Regions from separate parts of the Homo sapiens genome. Here region 1 is linked to region 2. The links are chromatin loops, found by intact Hi-C in ENCODE. Cell type or tissue: IMR-90. All regions are shown on one strand. Each heading gives the region's core, and the rest is flanking DNA. Links, peaks and the distances in the headings are about the cores only. Region 1 overlaps LOC107985824 (a long non-coding RNA gene). Region 2 has its middle 170 kb from the start of LINC01911.

The links. Hi-C counts contacts between places; a loop is a spot of excess contacts. Peaks named below come from ENCODE experiments on the same cell type or tissue, not always from the same donor. Only the 100,000 strongest peaks of a DNase experiment are listed, where the experiment ranks them.
Region 1: it touches region 2 in a loop (5-fold over the local background); 1 of 110 quality-filtered maps calls a loop at or near these places.

Annotation. Positions count from the first base shown.
Region 1 is chr2:146,936,496-146,945,222 of GRCh38, reverse strand. LOC107985824 (a long non-coding RNA gene) reads left to right here. Exons shown (of 3, transcript XR_001739217.2): 2 at 1,392-1,523. Among named protein-coding and RNA genes, the nearest start is that of LINC01911, 100 kb to the right of the region's middle. RefSeq lists an enhancer at 1-57. In IMR-90, for the core only: no CTCF peak of the experiment used is centred there; no DNase peak of the experiment used is centred there; H3K27ac peaks cover 576 bases.
Region 2 is chr2:147,002,370-147,011,096 of GRCh38, reverse strand. No RefSeq gene overlaps it. Among named protein-coding and RNA genes, the nearest start is that of LINC01911, 170 kb to the right of the region's middle. In IMR-90, for the core only: no CTCF peak of the experiment used is centred there; no DNase peak of the experiment used is centred there; H3K27ac peaks cover 524 bases.

The sequences.
Region 1 (8,727 bases), core at 388-8,387, 66 kb after region 2:
TAGTGCTCTAACCATAGTTAAGAGCAGAGTTTTGGAGTTGAAGCCTCACCTTGACTCTAATTCTGGGCAAGTTATTTAACCTTTCTGGGCATGGTGGCACACCATGAGGATAATGTATAAATAAAATGTGGATAACAATTCATAATTAATCATGAGGTCATTAAGAAATGATAACAATAGCTATTTATCCAGAGATATGTGAGAGGGTGCTGTGCTAAGTGCTTTACATATATTATTTCTAATTCTTAGAATTACATTACATAGAGTATTGTATTCTCATTTTATAGAGGAGGAAATTGAGGTTTAATGTGATTCAGTAATTTACTGAGCTCACCACAGTAAGCAAGATGCAGAACTAGAATCCAATTCCAAGGTTTGGCTAACTCTTAAACTCTAGCATATTTCACTTTGTTCTGCTGGACGCCACTAATGGGAAGGTTTTTCTCCAAAAAAACAAAGAGACACATTTCTCTGTGGCATTTCCTGTTTTCCTTTTTCAAACATCTTTTTAGTTGCAGAAGAGTTGCCAGAATCAAAGACATAATTCATGTGTTGAACTGCTGCAGGCTGGGAAGAAAAATGCATTTTTAATCGTTTAACTCGTTCACTGCGGGTATTTAAGTGCTTCAGGTGAGGTAGAAATAGACATATTTTAATGAGAAGTTGCATTGACTGGACGTTGGTGGGGATGAAGGACATGTGAGACAGGAATGGCAAGATTCTAAGGATCCTAGCCTGCAACATACTAGGTGCTTTTGAAAATGGTAAGAAGGTGAATTTAATTCTTTGGGATCCTGGGGAAAGCGAGTCTCCACAATGGGCTGGAGATTTCCTCAGGGTAGTGTTTCCTGATCTCTTTAAAGTTGGTCCCCTAAGTATTCTTTAAGCCAGCGAACTGTTTGATTCCTCAATCACATTTTTTATATTTGTATTTATTATATTTGTCTGTTTTCCTTATTTTTTCCCTGGAATGTAGTCTTTAAAGACCAGGCAAATGAAATAGTGATTGACACATAGTAAGTGCCCAATAAATACTTGTTGAATAAATATGACAAAAGTCCAAAGAAGATCCCCTACCTATGTGTGGAGATTGAGTTCAGGAACTGCCATACTAAAATCTACATACCTGTTCAGGGATAGCCAGGCAAGATAATAACATGTATAAATGCATTTTCATTAATATTTCCTCTGTACAGTTTTAATTCTAGAAACAGGCTTAGAAATAAGATATGGTATCTCTTACCCACAAATACATGCAGGGAGGAAAGCAGGATTAGATGGGATTGAAGAAATGGGGCTGTGGAAGTTGATGCTCTGACACAGATGGCCAGACAGTCTAAGAGGCAGTGCAAAGATGTGGACAATTTCAGCAAATGTTTTTTTTTTTCCAGTAGGTGCAATTTCATAGGTCTGAAGGAGGTGTAGGATGCATGACACCCAAAGTAAGATACACAGTGGTGTCATCGTGGTGGCTCAACCCAGCAAAGAGCCAAGAGTGTTCCAGTGTTCAAAGGAGAAGACAGGTAAGAAATAGACAACATCAGTTTGCCTTTGAGTTCCTATGGGTCAATAGCACCCTTAGATGGCATATCATACACTAGACTTAACTTTGTAGCCTTTAAATCATGTTATAGAATTTGAGGGACTAGAAAAATATTCGCAAGAATTCACTGAATGATATAAGGCTTATACAAGCATATGTACCTTTTGAGGCAAAACATCCCTCTATATTTTTATCTACAACTATATATGCAGAGAAAAAAAACAGATTGGGAGGAAATATATGAAAATGTTATTAGTGATTATCTCCAGGTGGTTAAATCTCAGGTGGTATATGGTTTCATCTGCATGTTTTCCAAGTCTTCTCTTGTTAACGTGAATTACTTACAGAATAGAAAAAGCAAATATTAGAAAAAAAAAACAGAGGAAGACTCTACTAGGCAAGATAAATCAAAATACATCAGACCGTGCTGGTAATTCTTCTTATGTCTTTTTTTCTTGTCCACTGGATGAACTTTTTTGCTCTCTCTCTGAACTACAGACTGTAGTACATCCTGGGTTGGTTCTTGGCATCTTCCAATAAACCCCTGCTCAGTCAAGATCCTGCTTTGACAAGGTCTAACCTCTTGCTGTTCACAACATGTGACATTTAGTTGTGATGGACATAGAGACCTGGACTTCATTAGAAGAATTTCAGGCAGGAAAATTGAGGCAAATATCACATTTGGAGATATCCTGATATGTTACCAGATATCTCTGATACACCAGTTATCAGAGATCTTAAAGTAGAAATCTTTTACCTAACATCCTTAATGACAACTCCACAGACTTCTACATGTGTGATAAAGAAGATGCTGAGATATGGTAAAAATGTGAGAAACAAAATACTGAATGTATTGGTTTATTTCTAAGATTATAATGGCTGCTTTAGAATTATGGATGAGATTAGAGCTGAAGTTTTTTGTGGAGCTGGAAAAGACAAAGACAGAGTAACCCATATCTAATTCTTCCCATTGTCGGCCTCTGGTTGTCCTTCACTCTTATTTTCCCAATTATATCTACCCTTTCTACCTCACAAGAAAGCCTATTTGTCACATTTTCCCTTCAATCATAATATACAAGTTCTTTATTTTATTCTTTGCCAGGTAACTGATTAGGCTCTTTTTTTTACATGAATCCAAGTTGAGGTGTTGATAGCTGATAACGACTAGATGTGTGAGATGTGTTAAAATGTGTGCTGATAACATTGACATTTGTTCAGTGACCTTCAGAATCTTAAGTCTAGTGGGAATTTAAGACACCATGAGGTGCTGTAAGATAAAAAGTGTAAGAGCAAAAGGGTCTTTCATAACCCCAGATAATATAGACAGCTGTCTAATTGAGCTTAACATTTGGCCAATTCTTATTTTCAGAGCAAATTGTCTGGAATCAATCATGTTTACCTCTGATTTCTGTGCAATACCTAATATTTAAAACTTAAATTTAAAAAATTGTAACTACTTATTTCAGAAAACTTTTGATGTTGGATTTCAAAGATAGTCTGATCTTTTTTTATATAGTTCCATTAAGATGATTGTTATGTACTCTCTCCATCAAAAGAATTGAACATCAATGGTAGCCGTAACATGGTATATTTGTATATTCAATTCTGTATCCTTTTGCAAGTTAGTCAAGGATAGAGAAGTTAAGTTGCTTGAAAAAAAATACTATAAAACTCTGTGACAAAAACACTGATTATTTCTAAAAGGTCAATTGAAATGGACTGATTATGCTTTGTCATTAAGTGGCCCTTAACCTATACTGTGCTGCTCTTAATTTCCTTGGTGTGGCCTTGTGTTTGTGAAATTCACATTTAGAGTTCTGATTAGATTTTTTTTTTTGCATTAAGAAGAGAGAAAGACAACCACTTTTTCCTTCCAATCATTTGTGCATTTTTTTCTTTTTTTCCTGCTTTGCCTTTAGTTGAACTGTTTGCCTATATCATTTTATTTTAATGCATATATCAACTTTTGCTTTATTGTCCTCTTAAGACACATGGCAAGTAGGAGATTTTTTTTATTTGGCTATCTGATTGTAATTCAGAGGTGTGTGTGTGTGTGTGTGTGTGTGTGTGTGTGTGTGTGTGTTTGAAGTTTAAGAAAGTTTAAAAACAACTTCCACCATGAGATCAGTTGTAAGACATTGTGGAAAATCACTTAATTTCTGTATCTGCCTTCTCATCTAAAAATTAAGAATAACAGTGTGTTTTTGTATTTTGAAAAGTGATTGTAAAGTTCACAATGAAATAGTTAAAAGAGGTTTTAAAAGTATAAAGTACTGCTTAAATATAAGAAAAATGCTACTTATATTGCTTTGATTTTTTTGTATTTCTGCTTTATAAATTGCATATTTTAAAGATAAGTATGTTACTCAAATTTCCTGTTTTTCTTTATTTTTATTGAGATAATATCTAAAGATAAAATATCTACATAAAAATATCATAATGATATACATAGACATACAAATATTTTTCCTTTTTTTTAATTTAGTGTAAGATTTCCATTTTGATTCTCAGTGAGTAATAATCTTAAATTTGGCAATTTGATTAACATACATACACTTTGTATTTATAAAATTATGGTGAAGAACTTAAGGTTTGCTCATTAACGTGAAATAATACAAGCTATGATTAGACAGTGACAATTCTGTTTTGCCATATGGTTAGGAGACAACAGAACTTAAACTTTGAGGAGCTAAATAAGTAAAACAGATTGTTCTGCCATTGGACAAAAGTCTCTACAAAAATTTGACAATTGTGCAAACTGAAAAAAATATTCATCATGATTTTACAGTCAACAATTTTAAGATTTTTTTTCTTGTGATGCTATGCTTCAATTCGTATATTATGCTGATCAGGTTAGCATCAATCTTTTTAAGTAAGACATTCTGTGCTGGATAATCCCTGTACAGTTTTTGAGGCCATTTAAAATGAGTAAATAAGTAAAGAATTTGTGGTCTATGGGATTGTAGAAACAATTTTGAGCAATTTTGTGCTACAAATATTAGAAGAATATATATTGGTAAATACTATATTAATGGAAAAAAGAACTCACATTTTGCAAGAGACTTAAAATAATTAAACGAGCTCTTTGACTAATGCTAACCCCTGTAATAAATCTGTCATTTTTTTCCCGGAACCTTGCAGTTGCATGGAATTTCTACAGTCTCTGCAAATGCGACCTTATTTGGGCAGATATTTTTAAATGTTTGCCAGAAAGTAAACAGGAAGCAAATCTGAAAGTAATTTGGAAAAGTCAGGAAGATACTCTCCTTCCAAGAATCTAACTCAGTTACCACTGCTCTCCTTGCTTCTATTTAATACTCAGATAGCTTTTTGTTTAAAGAACCAGGTGACAACTGTAAGTTAAGTGGATTTCAGCACCTTCCGGACACCTCAAAATAAATCACCCAGATTCTTCTCTCCCTCCTGCAGCACCACCCCCCCCCCATTTAATGAAGAGTTGTATATGCTGCAAGAGACTATTTGATCATTGAAGAGAGACAAAATGTTCTGCTTTTCAGCACATTTTAATCCACAGCTGGTGCACAGATTGGCAGAGAGTATATGTTAGTTTTAGCTGTGAATTTTTTCAAGTTGAGGTTGCCTATATTTAGATCGCTGGAGTTTTAGGATTGCTGAAAGTAAATGTTTGAATGAGAAAAATATTGACTGGAGGAAAATACTGTTTAATAGAGGTGTTGATTTTGACCAGCCTAAAATATGCTCATGTTGGATGAACATTTGTAATAGGAGAAATAAAATTGTGGGTATTACTGGGAAGGCACATTTATTCAATTACCATGCACTAAAGATAAACTAAGGTGTTTAATTTGGTGTCTAAAGGGTACTTGACTCCTTTGGAGAAAAAAAATGCTTTTGTAGGTTCATTTCAGAAAGCAAAGTATTGAACTTTAGAGATAGAGAAGCCAACACACAACCTAATTCACACTTTTAAAGTTAATTTTTCAAATCATCAAAATCCTAAAGTAATTACTATTGATTCTTGGACTACCTTGCAAAACAGGCAGTTCATCCACAGGAGATAATGCAATGTTGATATGTTATTTCTTCCTGAACTGACTGAATTCATTCAACAAATATTTATTAAGCACCTGTGAAGTGCCAGGCAATGTGCCAAGCACCGAGGATGTTTTAATTTAACTTTGATTGTTACTGCTCTGTGAGATGTAAATAAACACAATAGATTGTTTTAAACCCTGATTCTATTCTATTATATGCTTTTTAAAATAACATGGGTGAATTTATTTCTTAAGATTTGAGTGCTTTTTTAGCCAGAATGTTATTTCATTAGTTTTAATGGTAGATTTACCTAGTAGCTCAAATAATTCAGAATGTGTAGGTTTTACTCAAACCTTACCTTTGTTCAGTATGAGATGCATAGAATATGGACTCAAAGTAACAGAAACTATAGCATTATATGACTTTTTCTTTCCAAATCTCTCTCACACATAAAGTAAGCTGAAGAAAGTTAGTTCTAGTATAAAAAAGGATAACTGTTTTAAATAAGAATTATTGTTTCAAAATGAGTGTAGAGGAATGAATTGGGTTGTTGGGTGTTGGAGACCTCTACTTTAATTTAAACAAGATAAATCATTTTTAGTTCATTTATTTGTATTTTATCACCAGGTCAGGAATTATACTCTAAGTTAAACTGCATAGAGAGGGGGAAATTGGAAGTATATATTCAAAATATTTACCATGTACATTATCTGTGAATTAAAAAAACACCTCAACTATGACTTTGTCTTAGGGAAGTGATTGAAGATATAACACTATATGTACAAGGAGAGTCATAATTATGTCATTTGTAATACTGAAAAATGGATATAAACTAAATATATATTATAAAATATTTCTTAAATAAATTACAGTACAACATAGAGGCCGGGTGTGGTGGCTCATACCTGTAATCCCAGCACTTTGGAAGGCTGAGGCAGGTGGATCATGAGGTCAAGAGAGCAAGACCATCCTGGCCAACATGGTGAGACCTCATCTCTACTAAAAATATAAAAATTAGCTGGGCATGGTGATGCGCCCCTGTAGTCCCAGCTACTTGGGAGGCTGAGGCAGGAGAATTGCTTGAACTCAGGAGGCAGAGGTTGCAGTGAGCCAAGATTGCACCACTGCACTCCAGCCTGGAGACAGAGCGAGACTCCATCTCAAAAAGAAATAAATAAAATAAAATAAATTATAGTACAACATAGACTGAACATGATGGCATGCTAAGTGACCATAAAAATGGTTTTCTTAATAATGTATCATGGCTGGGCACGGTGGCTCACACCTGTAATCCCAGCACTTTGGGAGGCTGAGGCGGGCAGATCACGAGGTTAGGAGATCGAGACCATCCTGGCTAACACGGTGAAACCCTGTCTCTACTAAAAATACAAAAAATGAGCCGTGCATGGTGGCAGGCAACTGTAGTCCCAGCTACTCAGGAGGCTGAGGCAGGAGAATGGCATGAACCGGGGAGGCGGAGGTTACAGTGAGCGGAGATTGTGCCACTGCACTCCAGCCTGGGTGACAGAGCAAGACTCCGTCTCAAAAAAGAAAAAATAAATAAATACAAATAAATAATGTATCATGAATATGCTTCTATTGAGTTCCACTGAAACTGCTTTTATTAAGATCACCAGAAAGCTTCACAGAGCAAACTGGAGGGGCCTTCCTTTGCTGCACTCATCTCACTTGACTTTTCTGTAGGAATCTTGTATCTAGCTGACCACACTGTCCCCTTTGAAACACCTTGTTGAACTTGTGACAACACACTTTCTTAGTTCTTTCTCCTCTGCGCTAAATGCTCCAGGGATCTCCATTTTTCATCCACACTTTTTACCTAAGTAACTGCATACATCTAATAATGCTACATACTAGTTATAGATCAGCGCTTCACACGTATGTATTCACAAACTTGACTTTTGCCTAATACTTCACAAATATATTCAACAACCAGTAGATAGCTCTATGTAGATATCTGAAAGAAATTTAAAACACAACTCTGCTAAACTAAAACCTTGATTTTTTTTACCTCTCCAACTCTATTGTCTCCAATTTCTAAAAGTTAGTATATTCCATTATTATTCACTAATTTTTTCAAGTAAAAAACTAAAAATTATCTTTGACTTTTTTCTTTCTATCCAATCCCTCATCACACCCATTCCATCAGCAGGCTTGCTTACCTAATACTATATAATATCACAAACAGAGAATAGACAGTCTAGCCGGGCGCGGTGGCTCACGCCTGTAATCTCAACGCTTTGGGAGGCCAAGGCGGGCGGATTGCCTGAGGTCAGGAGTTTGAGACCCACATGGCCAACATGGCGAAACCCTGTCTCTAGTAAAAATACAAAAATTAGCCTGGTGTGGTGGTGCACACCTGTAATCCCAGCTTCTCTGGAGGCTGAGGCAGGAGAATCACTTGAACCTGGGAGGTGGAGGTTGCAGTGGGACAAGGTTGTGCCACTGCACTCCAGCTTAGGCAACAGAGTGAAACTGTGTCTCAAAAAAAAAAAAAAAAGTCTGCACATCCATCCATCCATCCATCCATCCATCCATCCATCCATCCATCCATCCATTCAGCCAGCCAGCCAGCATGTGTTTTCAGGACCTTGATAAAATCTACACTATCTCTATTCTCTTTTCTAGTCCTTCTTAACTGATTCTTTTAAATGCAATAAAATTAAAAATGCCAAGAGACAAATATCAGTAGGTTTTTTTTTTTTTTTTACCATCATCTTATTCTCTTCACACTGCACTAATGAATGTATTTGTATCTTGCTTATAATACAGTGGTTTTCGGTTCTTTGCTAGTGAGTTGTCTTTTCCCAAAATATTCCAGTATTCTGAATTTTTCAAGATAAAATGTGAAAAATAAAGCCATCTAATTCTTATTGAAGACACCTTGGTTGGGGGAGACATTTTCCTTTCATTTTCTAATAGATGCATTTAGAAAATAAGCATATTTTTTAGATACAGGTGTTTTCATAAGAATTTTGTGAACTAATTACATCCTGGTCCTCTCTCTCTTTCTCTCTCTCTCTCTCTCTCTCTCTCTCTCTATATATATATATATATATATATATATATATATATATATGGTTGTTGGGGGACACTTTAGACATAAAGGGTGATAAATGGAGAGCACTATGGCTTACGTCCCCACTTTT
Region 2 (8,727 bases), core at 143-8,142:
TATCATTTGATTCAAGAGGCTGTTGGCATTTTCTGGAACTTAAATTTTTTCATCAATATTTCTTTTTTTCCTGAGAGTGTGTGTTGTTTCTTTGAGGAGGAAAAAAAATGCCTGTGAATCAGAGTGTGGAGATTCAATCTGTAGCTTACTGATTTTTAAGGGTGATTCTGGGAATCTCCTTATCTTCCTATTGTTTCTTACCTGTGTAACTAACTCATGGCTGTTACGAGGACTTGTGCTTGTGTAGTATTTTCTAGATTTCAGGGCTTTGGAACGGAGGCATGATATTAATAGTGACATAAATATTTGTATAGAGATGGTAAGTTGACCTATCAAAAAAAAGCTACAAAGTCTGAAGTAGTTTTGGCTGGAAAAAACATTCATGAGAGATGCCCAGGGGTTGAGGATTACCCATTTCTGAGAATAGTTACACATTATGGCCCAACTCCCTTGAGAAGAAGACAAGATGGAAGTGATCCAGGGACAGATTGCATCCAACTAAGTTGTCTGAGTCCCAAGTTATGTTTGAGAGAGGTCATTTTGAATCTATATATTTATAATAGGCTTGATTCCTATCAGTCTAGGAGCAATAGATGCATCTGAAGAACAGAGAATGTTCTGTGTTGATTCCCAAATCTATCAAGTTCTATGCTCTTACTACATTTATGATAGAAATATATTTCAGCTTGATGTTTTTAAAGCTATGAATAATAATGGCATGATTATGTGATAAGGGATACTCTTTGAATCCCTTGAGGTATGTTTGTTTGAACAAAGTTCATTCACATTCAGTATCATGACGCTGAAATAATGACAGAATAAAGAACATTCACCTAGCTGTGCATTTAGATTTAATGGCAGTTTTAGTGTAGCTACATTTTCCAGGAGGCATTTCTCATCTTTTGTTCAATTTCTTAATGAGCTGTGAAACATTTGAGCTTTTGTCTCCTTTTGGGGTAAAAAAAGGCAGTGGAAAGATGAGCTAGAAAAAAAGGAAATGTCTGAATAATATGGATCAACAAGATGCTGGTTTACAATCTTTTACTCCAATAAAACTATTAACTACTTTATAAAAATTATTCTTTTATTTTTACTAAAAAAAAAATCTGAAGGTTTCTGTCAATAGTGGCCAACAACTTAGATATATAGTTTTAGAAGATGATCTTAAAAAGAAGCAAATTTGGCTGGGCGAGGTGGCTCACACCTGTAATCCCAGCACTTCGGGAGGCCGAGGCAGGCAGATCAGGAGTTTGAGACCAGCCTGGCCAATGTGGTGAAACCCATCTCTATTAAAAATACAAAAATTATTCGGGCATGGTGGTGTGCACCTGTAAATCCCAGCTACTCAGGAGGCCGAGGCAGAAGAATTGCTTGAACCCAGGAGCCGGAGGTTGCAGTGAGTTGAGATTGTGCCACTACATTCCAGCCTAGGCACCAGAGGGAGACTCTGTCTCAAAAAAAACAAAAACAAAAACAAAAAAACAAGTGAACTTGAGGAAAACAAATCATTAAAAACGTTAAAGGGACTGGGGTAAGTTTGTTTGGTGAAGACCAGCTTGAAAGAGCTGCTATTAGAAGAGAAAAATGTTTTGGAGTATTGAAGAAGGAGGATTTAGGAGGAGGGAGTAGGAGTATGTGCAGTATGATTGATAAAGGGTTCAAGAATAACTAAAAGACCTTAACTTATCCTGAGAGGGAGGGGTTCCTTAAAAGGGTGAAGTGTAATTATTGAAGTAATGACTGATTTTTTTTCCCCTTATTGAATATGTTCCAACACAGTCTTGATTTCCCAACTGTCCGCTAATAAACTGTGATCCAGCTGTAGGCCATGAAATGGTCAAGGTGGTACTTCTTAATTTCAAGACAATGGTAATCAGAAACAGAACCTTAGGGGTTAGACAGCCCTGCTTCTTCCATTTACCTTAGACAATTTACTTAAGCTCTCTGAAACAGTTTCTTCATCTGTAGCATCAATTTAATAATACCCGTCTCACAGTGTGTGTTAAAGGAAAGTTCTCAAGATTAAGTGACAAAAGGTGTGTAAGTTGCCTAATATATAATAAGTACTCAAATTATTGTAATTCCTACTGTGTTTATTACTGTTGTTTCTAAGCATCTAAGTAAAATCATTGTTCTGTAGAATATCTTAGTGGTATGTGGTGAGATGAAATATTGAAGGTATTAAATAAATGTTAAATAATGATTAAAAGTGCAGTGTATGAACAAAAGGTCCATAGGAAAAGGGTGACTCAAAGGCAAACCTTTCAAGAATGCTGACCGGACACAAGCACATTTTTGGCTGCAGCAAGCAGAGCAAATATGCCCCAAGATCAGAGCCCATCACTGGGTTCTTGGAGCCAAAGTTCTGGAAACCAACCACCTCCAGCCCAGGTCAGCTAAATCATCCCAGATTTGTGAGGTGCCAGCAGTGAGGGCAGGTGCTCTCCAAGTCAGGAAATGTGAGTCAGAAAAACGATGTGATCCTGGCAGGGAACACACTCATTCTGATGATCACTGGTAGTGTTTATTTTGAACAAGAATAATCCTGGTACCTTTTCATACATGATAATACACAACCTGATGCTATGAGAAAATAGTTCTGGACAGGTAGGCAGGAGCCCCATCTAGCTTAATTTTGCTCCTGATGCGCTAGAAAAGTATGGCAAGATAAACACACTCATAAACTCTTGGAGCCTCAGTTCCTTCTACTAAGAAAAAGGATTGAACCAGAGGACGTTGAGGTTTCTTCGGCTTATTATTTTTCTCTGTGACAGCACATTTGTGATTCATGCATTTTTATTAGAGATTTATACCTTATTAATGATTTTAAAAAGCATAATTCATTTTTCTCCTTTTTCATTGGTTGACCCAGATGAGCATCAAAGGTATGAATAGGAGATTCACCATACAGGTTTCCAAATTAAGTGAATATTGGCTAGTGAGTAAATAGAGTTCAAAAAATGAGTATGTGGGATTCAAATTTATAATTTCATTCACATTTATATAGGGAATATTTTCCAAAAAGTAGACATATATGGTTAGTGAATATGGTCAGGCTGAGTGAAAATATCTACATATGGCTAGCTTGGAAAAGCTGAGGAAAACTACAAATTTTAAAAACCAGAGGTGACAATGATATATTAATTTGTCCCAGGTTGTTTACTGAGGATATAAGATCTTTTCTCTTTAATAGAGAAAAGTTTTTTATTTTTATTTTCATTAAAAACTGAGTAAATATTTCAGGTGAAAATTCGAGCGTACTGTCAGATGACTTGATCTCAAACAAAATATAGGATGAAAAGCAGGCATTGATATTGTTTAGGGGGGTGTCCCAAGGTTGATCTTAGCTGCATTTTCCCTCCCCCACAGATGGAATTGCTAAACAATATCAAGGAATACTTTACATTTCTGCAATGCCTTTCGCTAGCTTTGGAGAATGTCTCAAAGGGAAATATGTTCAGTACTTTATATTTCGTTTATTTCTTCTTGTAAGAATCACAGGTTTCTGAGAACTTGTGAGAGTTGCCTTCCATATATTCCTCAGCATTGCATGTAATACTTGACGTTTCTCTTATTTTCAAATGGGGGATATGATGCTTACATGCACACTATTTTGGGTCATTAAAGTAGCATAATGGTAACCAAAGCTCCTTCTAGATTAGTATGAAGCATTGAGGCAGAAAAAGATATTGTTTTTTACATATCTCATAGATAATTCACTCTATCTTAAGAAATAGAACACAATGATTGGGCTAATCTCTTGTTTAGATTTTCTTTGGTCATGTATTATCTAGAATTAAGAGAATAAAGACCTATGCTCACCACCCCCTTATCTCCCCAACAACCCCAGACTGTGGAATGTTGGGATTCATACTGTGAATGCTCTGAAAATCAATTATTGTCAGATTTTGTTTTCAGGGCTGCCAGACAATATTTTGGCTCAACTTCAGTCCATTTGGAACACAGCTGTTAAGTTGTTGACAAAAACTAAGGAAATATGAACATGTTCCACCCTTTCAAAAAAATTGCATTTGTTGGCAACGAACTCAGATGGATTTGAAATTTTCTTATTGGAGAGCAAGTCAGTATCACTCTCTGGCATCCTCTTGGGCTGATCTGGTCATTCTTGTGTTCCAACACATATGGCACCCTTCACTCACCACTTGGGATTTCAGAGTTTACTTTTGATCATGAACTTGGGCTTTAAGTTACTGTGTTAATAACTGTCCAAAACTTTAAGTTTCCCTGGGATTTAGTCTCTCGTTGATTTCTCCACATCTCCAAGTTCATTTTTTAAAAAGGCTTTAATGGTGAGTCAGCACAGATTTATTTCTAAAGAATTAGTGGTTATATTATACTGCATTTTTTTCTTTGCAAGTAATAGAAAAATACTATTCAATTAAATAATAAATAGTATGCTGCCCTTTATCTAAGAAAATTGGGAATTATATATATGTATGTAAGTATATATATATATTTGTTCACATTAAGAATGAAACCAATAGAAAGATAAAGCACAGAAATATTAAAACTTGATCTATCGTGGGAAGGAGAGAACAGGGTAGAGGGAACAGTAATAGAAACTAGACTTCTTTGAGTATATATTGTTTCTTGATTTGTCTTTGGAATTATGTAGGTTTTCACCTAATAACAAAACAGAATAAAATACATACAAAAAGAATTTCTAAAAATGTTTTAAAAGGAAAGAAAATAAACTTAACGATGTACCCAATAGAACTTTATGTGATGGTGAAAATGTTCTGTATCTCCACCATTTAATAGTAGCCTCTAGCTACATATGGCTAGTGGACACTTACAATGCAGCTGGTATGCTGAGAAACTTAATTTTAAGTTATAGTTAAGTCATTTAAATTATATTTTTACTAGCCATATGTGGCTAATGGCTACCATACTAGACAGCACAGAAACAGAATAGTCACATAGGAAGGAACTACTCCAGGTGATTTTAAAATTCAGGAATTTGATTGTATATCCCTCGGACAAAAATAACAAAATGACAAAAAGAACTTAAAAATAATATTAAATGATTTTAAGTTATAATACTTTTGAAAGTAATATTGTTACTCTGAGTCTGTTAGGTCTATACTGTGAGATATTTAATAAATCAAATGAGTAATTATGTCCATGTCCTTGAGAACTCAGATTTTTGGCATGATTGGAAGAAGATACAGATTGAAGGTTGATAAGGCTAATTTTTTTTTGTTTTTTGTAGACTGTGTTGCCCAGGTTTGTCTCAAACCCCTGGACTCAAGCAACCTTCCCACTTCAGCCTCCCAAAGTTCTGAAATTACAGGCCTGAGCCACTCTACCTGGCCAAAAATTTTTGAGGCTTCTGTATGAATTTGTTATATAGGTATCCTTAAGAAAATAATTTCCAATTCTGTTCAATGAATAGCCCTAGAAACAATGACTAACCCATTAGCAAGTACAACCCTAATGCTCAGATTATGGTCTCTAAATGCCTTTTGTCAGTAAAAGGAACCAGGACTCATTGGAGAAATGGATAATTCAGCATCTGGGGCAGATAATTTATAAGATAAATCTGAAACATCTTGCCATAATTTAAAATAGGGATGCTTTCAAAGACTAGTAGGATTGTGCCAAAAAGAATAAGACACAATTTGGAAAAACTTCTACTGAACAAAGATGGAAAAAATGTGTGTGCCATATGAATAACAAGGACAATTGATTGAAAAACTTCAAATACTTTATATCATAGGTTTATACTGATCCTTTAAAAGTTTAGATATCTTTTAAGGATGCTAGAGAACAAATTCATTATGATAAGCTAAATCATCAAGCAATTATTCTGTCTTTCCTGTATGAACTGTACCGCAGGGTGACCAAAGATAATTTCTCTTTGTAACACTGTTCTATCTAATAAATAAAGAAGTAATAATGAAATAAGAATATTACTATCTTCTAGCTCTTGAGATATTATTAATAGATCTGGGCAATGATCATTAATGAATAATGAATAATATTAATGAATAAATACATCTCAAAATGTGACAGAAGTACCCTATGATGAATATGCACTGCTTCTTTGTTTCCTTTTATTTTGTTTTGTTTGCTGTAATAACCCCCAATGAAAATTTTATATATTTATATATATATAAAATACACACACATTTTTTCATATATTTTTATTTCATGAGACAACTTATATACATACACGTATACATATATACATATTTTATGTATACAAAATATGTATATATGTATACGTGTATGTATATAAGTATGTAATATACTTATATACATATGTAATAAGTATGTATTATACTTATATATGTATAAGTATGTATGTATTATACTTATATATGTATAAGTATGTATGTATTATACTTATATGTATAAGTATGTATGTATTATACTTATATATGTATAAGTATGTATGTATTATACTTATATATGTATAAGTATGTATGTATTATACTTATATATGTATAAGTATGTATGTATTATACTTATATATTTATAAGTATGTATGTATTATACTTATATATTTATAAGTATGTATGTATAAGTATGTAATATACATACTTATACATACATATGTAAATGTATATACATATGTAAAATATGTAATAATATACATATTTTATGTATACAAAATATGTATATATGTATACATGTATGTATGTAAGTTGTCTCATAAAATAAAAATATACGAACAAGAAAACAAAATCAAACCTACATCTAATGAAGCCTTTAGATTTAACTACCAATTTACAGAAACTAGAAGGAACAGAAGACCTGATAAAGGATTCCATAGGTGGATAATTAATGAAATCTGACTGTGGCATTCCATAGGAAGGATCAGCAACTATGACCTGTGGGCCAGATTCGGTTCCTCACCTATTTTTGTTAATGCTGTTTTATTGCAATACAGCCTTGCTCATTTGTTTACATATTGTTTATGCTGTTTTATGATTGAACAGCAAAGTTCAATAGTTGAAACAGAGCTCATATGACTCTCAAAACATAATATATTTACTATCTGGCCCTGTATAGAAAAAGTTTGCTAACCTCTACTTAACATGACAAAATTACCTGATTTTATCAATAATAATAACAACAAAATACTTCAAGAAAAAAAGCTGGAGAAATATGTACAGAATGATGATGGGGAAACCTATAGACCTAGTGCCACTTAAAGAGTCTTGCCAACCAATCACAATATATGGACATTATTTGGATCTTGATTTAAACAAATATATTTTAAAGCAACTTTTAAGAAAATCAGAAAAATCTAAATATTGCTTGGGCATTGAAGACTTTAAGAAATTATAAGTGTTTTTTAAAGCTATGATATTAAAGTTACATTTTTAAGAGCTCTTATCTCTTAGGTGTTTATTCTGAAATGTTTACAGAAGAAATGATATGATTGATGTTCAGGATTTGCTTTAAAATAGTCCAGGGTATGGGGAGTGGGTAGAAATAGAGACGAAACAAGAATGACCATATATTGGTATTTTTGAAAGTAGTAACAGATAAATTGGATTAATTATACTGTTTATCTACTTTCACATATGTTTGAATATTTCCATAGTAAGAAAAGAATTTAAATGTCTTTTTGCATGGAACTTACGTTTTAATAGAAGAGAATGAAGTAATAAAGTAACTAAATGTAGAATTTACAGAGTTTGAGGAAAAAAGGATACCAGGTGTTGACAGGAGATGTTGAAACTTTTGAGTGACATGGACTGTGTGGTATCTAAGCCATACACAGTACCTCTAGGTCTGGAGATGAAGCCGGCTTCCTGAAGAGCACATGGGAAAACTGAGCAGCCTGCACTCAAGAGCCTGACTTCCTGGGTCAAAATCCTAACTCTGCCACTTATTAGTTGTATTACTCAGGTTAGTTACTTAGCCTGTCTATGCTTCAGTTTCCTCATGGTGTATAAGCGTTTGATAAATACTAAAAAAAAAATATATATATATATATGTCAATATGGGGATTGATGCTGAAAGTCTTTTAAAAATTAACAGCTTTCTTATCAGTACAGTGAGTTTTCAATATTCTAAAACAGTGGTTCTTAAATTTTAATGCACATCAGAATCACTTAGCAGACTTGTTACAATACATGTTTCTGGGCCCTACCTGACTCTTCAACCTAGATTTCTTAATTCAGTAGGTCTAGTGTAGAGCCTGACTTTGTCTACAAAACATTCCCATGTGATGATGATAATGCTGGTGTGGGGACCTGTAACTGTTTCATAAATAATTCCCTTATTCTGTTGCTGTCCATTTCAAAGGAAAAATAAATGCACTTGACTGTTTTTTGTTTTTTAAAGAAATCATTTGCTAATCCAATATTCATACCACAGAGGAAATGACTTTCTTAGGTTTGTCCCAAATTGAGAGAGTTTGCGTTTTCTCTTCTTGCCTTTTATGACTGAATGGAAAGAAAACTGTGCTTATGAGGTAAAAACGACATACCAGCTGCAGATTATTTTTCCCATTCTTTTTTTAATTAAAAGAATTCAACATAGCCAGACAATTTCTCACCTACTCATCTCCATCTAAAACAAGACACCATCTGTTATGTATCCACTTAATCAGAACCATGACAAATTGGAGCACACTCAGGTCTCTGATACCATATACCACTCCCCAGGAGTTTTTGACTAGACCTTTGAAAGGTCCTGATCAGAGGCTGAGGGGACAGCTGGCCATTAGACTGCAGCTGGATTCAATCA